Regions from separate parts of the Homo sapiens genome. Here region 1 is linked to region 2. The links are chromatin contacts, found by Hi-C or POLR2A ChIA-PET in ENCODE. All regions are on one chromosome and are shown on one strand. Each heading gives the region's core, a stretch centred on a gene start or an enhancer-like site at or near the end of the contact. The rest is flanking DNA. Distances are from core to core; before and after follow the strand shown.

Region 1 (3,014 bases), core at 2-2,501, 2.2 Mb after region 2:
CGGAGTAGCTGGGATTACAGGCACGCGCCACCATGCCGGGTTAATTTTTGTAGTTTTATTAGAGACGGGGTTTCACCATGTTGGCCAGGCTGGTCTCTAATTCTTGACCTCGTGATCCGCCCGCCTCGGCCTCCCAAAGTGCTGGGATTGCAGGCGTGAGCCACCGTGCCCAGCCTCCTGCCCCTTTTCTTCAATATGAAGATAAAGCTGCCCCTGGCTGTACTGGAGGCCAATTCCGGGCCATAGCAGGAGGAACTGAGTTCTAATTCTGTCTTTGCCATGTAACTGAATTACCCAGGGCCCTCCCTAGTCCTGTTTCCTCTTTGGTGTAATAGGGATGAATACAGATGGGAAGATCGTGATATGAAAGAGTTCTGTGAGCTGTAAGGCATAATAATCATGAGGTATTATTACAGGACCAACAGGTGCCTAGGCCCGCTGTGCAATAACAGACCAGTTACACTGAGGAAGCAGGGTTATCAGCAGAAAAAGGGTTTAAAGATGGCAGGGTGCCTAGGAGGAGACGCAGGGAGACCAACAAATCCATCTTCCCCAAGGAGTTCCGGGCTGGGATTTTAAAGGGCATTGTGAAGGGTGAGGGGCTGGAAAATTGGGGTCATCGACTGGTCAGGGTAAGGGGGTTGAAATCCTCAGGATATGGAAACTGCAGTCCCCATTGAGTCTTGCTTCTGTGGGCTCCTTCAGAACAACTGGTGTCAGTAATTATGCTGGTATGCGGGACCTGAAAGAATATCTCCAAGGGAAAACGTTTCATAATGTTCAAGTTGTTATCTATGGAGTTAAGGGGAATTGTAATCTTGTGACAGGGTCTACGTGATTCTAGGACAGACGATGGGCACCTATCATAGCTGATACACAGAGCTATGAGCAAGCAGGTCGGAGAGCAAGGTGACCTAGTGATGAACGCAGAGTGTGCTGCAAGCTTCGTTTATTTTCGTTTTTCCCCCTCCCTTCTTCCCTGATTAATTTCCTAAAGTTTATAGGAGCAGTTTCAGTACCAGCCCGAGTAGGATGGAATCAAACACGGTGCTGGAACATTCCTACCCGGAAGTGGCCCCGACCCCCCTCCCCCCGTCCCGGCCTCCCACGCACGGGGGGGGGGGGGGGGGGGGCTGATCGGCGCTACCGGATTGGACAACTTGGCATGGGGCGGGGCCTCTGGGAGGCGTGGCCTCCGGCCGGCTCCTCTGCTGTTGCCAAGGGAAACTGCCGCGAGGAGGCGGAAGGAGCAGAGGACCGGCAGCCGGCGTCGAGGCGGGGCGCGGGAACGACGGCGGCCATGGCGGCCTCGGGGCCCGGGTGTCGCAGCTGGTGCTTGTGTCCCGAGGTGCCATCCGCCACCTTCTTCACTGCGCTGCTCTCGCTGCTGGTTTCCGGGCCTCGCCTGTTCCTGCTGCAGCAGCCCCTGGCGCCCTCGGGCCTCACGCTGAAGTCCGAGGCCCTTCGCAACTGGCAAGGTGAGCAGGGGCGGGCCGGGATCGCGGGGCGAGTCCTTGTCCTCCGACTTTGCCGGTTCCTGGGCTCTAGCCTCCGGGACTCGCCCCTTCAGGCCTCACCGCCAGTCTCCCCCTGTCTCGGTCCTCATCACCATGCCCGCCCCCCGGAGGACCGACCTCCAGCACCGTCTCTTGCTCTCCGTGTTCCACACCTTTGTCTGCAGACCCCATCTTCGTCATCACTGTAATCCCTTCCCTACCCGAATTTGTTCCCTTCCCTGTCGCCACCAGACTGGTTAAGGCCCCAAATCCATTCGCTAGCAAATCCATGCTCGCTCTCCAAGGGTAAAGATTTTTCGTCTCCCCCTCCCATTTCACATACACACCTACGTCTGCTTTAGGCCTAAGCCCCACTGAAAAACGTTTTTCTCTCACCTACATCACGACAATTGGACTTTATCCACAAACCCCTATAAGCCCTATAAACGTCCTGCCCTCTTGAGATTTGGAATTTCTTCTGCTTTTTCATCTGTATCTTAATCTTGACTGCCATTCCCAGCTCATGGGGGTACCAGGGTGTCTTCTGCCTTTGGAGAGAAGTGTTTGTTTTTCTCTAGGGGAGAGAAATTTTGCAGACCAATTAAGTATAAACATCCATTCCTGAAAGACATTCCTAGTCTCCGTGTCTTCCTCATTTTCTCGAGAGGAACACAGGAAATTTGCATATCTCCTGCTGTTTTGCAAAGCACACACACTGATATGTATTAATTTCGTTTAACCCTCACAAGGATCCCATGACGTAGGACCTGTTATTGGCCCGTTATCTAGATAAGATTGAGGTTTCATGCAGAGAATCGCAGAGCTGTTGCGTCATGCAATTGAGATAGGAATCTATATTTTTTTTTTTATTCTGTGATGTTTTGGAACTAGAGCCTTCGGGTAGATAATCTCCAAATCATGTACAGTTGCTTCTAGAATCTTTTCATGTTTATACTTGGAATTTCAGTTTTGGAAATACTCAACAAATAATGAAGTACTCTTCAGATAATGAAGCCTCTGGTGATGGCCAGACTGAGGTATATGGTTCCATAGCCTGCTTCCCCACTCCAATCTAAAACTGTTCCCCCCACCCTAGGTATACATAGCACCACCTCACAGACAGAAGCAAAATGCCAACCTAACCTTAACCTCCCACTTTCTGGGGTTCACTGCTTCCCTGGGTGTGGGTTTCGTGGATATGTGAGCGTTAGAGACGTAAGGGACCTTTGAAGTCCTCAATCTAACTCTTGTTACTTTACAGTGAGGAAACTGACGCCTAGAGGACCTGTGACATGATTAAACTCAGCCAGCCTGGATGTAATAGAGCCAAGATTCCACTCCAAGTCTTTAGACTCCCAAGTCCAATATTACCATCAGTTCTTTGGTCTCTCTCCTTGAGTTTAGTCGTATTTGGGCATGCAGGGACATAAAAATACTTAAGAGATAACCACTTCTAAAATTTTTTTAGAGATAGGGTCTTCGTCTTACCCAGGCTGGAGTGCAGAGATGCAATCATAG
Region 2 (3,029 bases), core at 458-2,957:
GGGGATGAAGGCTGACATGCCAGAGGCTATTATCCTATGTAGGGGCCCATGGTTCCCCTGACCACTTGGTTCCCACACACACCCTCAGGTAACCTACCAGGCGCCTAAACATCAGCACATTACACCACACAGCCATCCGTCACCAGGAAAACACTCATTCTGACTCAACGGAGCTCAGGAAACTTGAGGGCAACCACAGGGGCCGCGGGGGAAGTGTTTAGAGCCCATATGCGACTTGAGGGACCATCTTCTTCCTTTGAAACCTCATGGGGTTTACACCAGGGGCTGGGCGCTCGGCCAGGAATAACAGGTCTGGAGGCAAAGTGGAGGCCGTGGTGCCAGAGCAAGTGGGGGACATGAAGGCAGGGGAGCCCAGGTCCCGGCTCCAGGATGCCCAGGAGGCAACCATGACATAATGGGGCAGACAGGCTCCAACTCAGGGAGCCTCTGGGTGGAGAAGACAAGCCGTGGGGTCAAATGCCCAAAGGACACTTGACATTTTCCATAGGAGGGGACCTTAGGGTTCTAGTTCCTAGCCCAGGGAGCGGGGTGGGGGGTGCTCCCAGGGATCAGCAGGCAGGGCTGCCAGCCAGGTGGCCAGCCAGGGGACCAGATGACCAGATGAGACTCAATCTAGTCTTGAGCCTTGATCCACCCCCCCTCCCCGACACACCCAGAGAGGCTTCATTTCCGTCGCTGTCCTCCACTCCCGGTCACCATCCTCCTGGGCTCCTCATCCCTAAGGGCAGAGGCCAGGGGAAGGGGACCCACGCAGGCTGCAGGGGTCTCTGGGCTGGGAGAAGGTGGGCTCTGACTCAGAACGTTTGTGCATCCTCCTACTCCCCCCAAACCCCGCCCCAGGAGCCACACCCCAGGGGTTTCCCAGATACAGGTAGAAAAATAGATCCAAGTCGCAAGGAACCCTGAAGGGTCTGGAAACGCCAGCCAGTGCTGCCCGAAAGCCCGAAGGTGGATAGGTGGACCGGGGGCGGGTGTGACGCCCCCCCCCCCATACCTGGGGCGGGCAGTGGATCCCTACTGCGACCAAGCAGAGGGGGAGCCACAGGTGATGGGAGCCACAGGTGACCAGGGTGGCCCGAGGAGGCCGCCACCACCCGACGATCAGGTTTCCGCAGCGCGCCCCGCAGCGGGGCCCCGCGCAGGGGACCGGCACCGGCCCACCGCGGTCCCCTCGTCTGTCTACACCAAGGAGGTTCCCACCGCGGTCCCCTCGTCTGTCTACACCGAGGGGGCACGGGAGGTCAGAGATGAGGGGCAGTGAGGGGGCCAGAGAAAGGGCCTGCTCTGCGGGAGGGGGAAGAGGTCCCGCCACCAAAACCCCATCATACCCTCCGAACCCCCCAAATCAAGAGGGCCCCGAAAAGTTTATCCAGGACCCCGGACTCCAGCCGACCGTCCACGTGTCAGCGCGGCCGAGCTCACGCGAGCCTGACCCCGAGTGGGTCCGAGGGGCGGAACCCGGAGGGGGGTCGAGGTCCCTGGCTCGCCCCGCTCCCTTCAGCCCTGGCTGGGGGCGCAGGAGCGGCCACCATCCTGGCCGCGGGAGCCGGGCGGGAAGTGTCCGGCGCGTTGGCGCTGGCGGCGGGCGGCGGGCGGCCGCGCGCTGGGGCCGGACTCACCGTGCGGAGCTCCTGGGTTCGGTCCTTCATGCTCCCGGGAGTGGCAGCGGCGCCGGCTGCAGCCGTGTGAGCCCCGCATGCGCGACGGCCGCCCCGCGGCTGCGCAGCGCCAGCCCGGCCCCGCCCCGGCCCCCGGGACCCCGGCCCCGCCCCACCCCGCCCGGGCCCCGCCCAGACCCCGCCCAGACCCCGCCCCACCCCGCACGAGCAGCCCCGTGGGGATCGAAGCCCTGGGGTCTCGTCCTGGACGTTCCGCACGCGTGATCGCTCCCGGGGATGGGTCCCCAGAGACCCTGCTGCCTCCTCTGCCCCAGCCCTGTCTCGTTTTTTATTTATTATTTTTGGAGACAGGGTCTCGCTCTGTCGCCCAGGCTGGAGTGCTGTGGTGCAATCATAGCTCACTGCAGCCTTGAGCTCCTGAGCTCAGGCAATCCTCCCGCCTCAGTCTCCTGGGTGGCTGGGACTAGAGTTGCTCGCCACTACTCCTGAATAATTTTCAAATATTTTGTAGAGACAGGGTCTTGCTATGTTACTCAGGCTGGTCTTGAACTCCTGTCCTCAAGCGATCCTCCCTCCTCCCAAAGCTCTGCGATTACAGGCGTGAGCCACCGTGCCTGGCTTCCAGCCTCTTCCCGACTTAGCAGCTCAGCATCCCTGTCCCAGAATCCGGTCCTCATCCTCAGATCCCTTCACTTCCCCAGAATTTGCTGAAGGTTGTAACTCCCTCCTTCATTTCATTACCTTGGGACCTCCTGCTCTCCCTTCTGTTCCCCAGCCAAAAACCTCCTGGAGAGTTCCAGTCTGGGAGCCTCCACCCTTCCCCCTTGCTCCCATCATCCAGTAGGGACTCAGGCACTGGCCTCTTCTTTCCCTAGGATTTCTCAGTTCACAGCTCTGATGCTGCGTGACCCACCCCTTTTTCCTGCAGGATGAAGGAACTCCTCTATCTTTTTATGTTTGTTTGTTTGTTTGATTATTTATTTATGAGATGGAGTTTCACTCTTGTCGCCCAGGCTGGAGTGCAGTGGCGCTATCTCAGCTCTGCCTCCTGGGTTCAAGCGAGTCTCCTGCCTCATCCTCCCAAGTAGCTGGGATTACAGGTGCCCACCACCACGCCCGGCTAATTTTTTGTATTTTTTAGTAGAGACAGGGTTTCACCATGTTGAGCAGGCTGGTCTCAAACTCTTGACCTCTTGATTCTCCCGCCTCGGCCTCCCAAAGTGCTGGGCTTATAGGCGTGAGCCACCGTGCCCGGCCTATTTTTTTTTTTTTTTTTTGAGACGGAGTCTCACTCTGTTGCCCAGTCTGGAGTGCAGTAGCACGATCTTGGCTCACTGCAACCTCCACCTCCCGAGTTCAAGCAATTCTCCTGCCTCAGCCTCCCAAGTA

What was found. Hi-C counts contacts between places; a loop is a spot of excess contacts on that map. ChIA-PET counts read pairs that join two places held with the same protein, here RNA polymerase II (POLR2A). Pooled maps may share reads with other maps.
Region 1: a loop to region 2 is called in a pooled map, with 4 times the contacts of the local background. The contact joins the promoter of RHBDD2 here to the promoter of STX1A in region 2. A Hi-C loop is called at or near these places in 2 of 50 pooled maps. POLR2A ChIA-PET finds 5 or more read pairs at or near these places in 2 of 52 experiments (activated B cell and naive thymus-derived CD8-positive, alpha-beta T cell).

What each region holds. Positions count from the first base shown.
Region 1 is chr7:75,877,783-75,880,796 of GRCh38, forward strand. RHBDD2 (rhomboid domain containing 2) reads left to right here and starts at 1,252. Exons shown (of 4, transcript NM_001040456.3): 1 at 1,252-1,478. The coding sequence starts at 1,301. RefSeq lists an enhancer at 948-1,556 and silencers at 1,103-1,352, 1,453-1,632.
Region 2 is chr7:73,717,962-73,720,990 of GRCh38, forward strand. It overlaps STX1A (syntaxin 1A), which reads right to left and starts at 1,708. Exons shown (of 10, transcript NM_004603.4): 1 at 1,641-1,708. The coding sequence starts at 1,670. RefSeq lists silencers at 1,104-1,183, 1,294-1,353, 1,364-1,563, 1,624-1,823.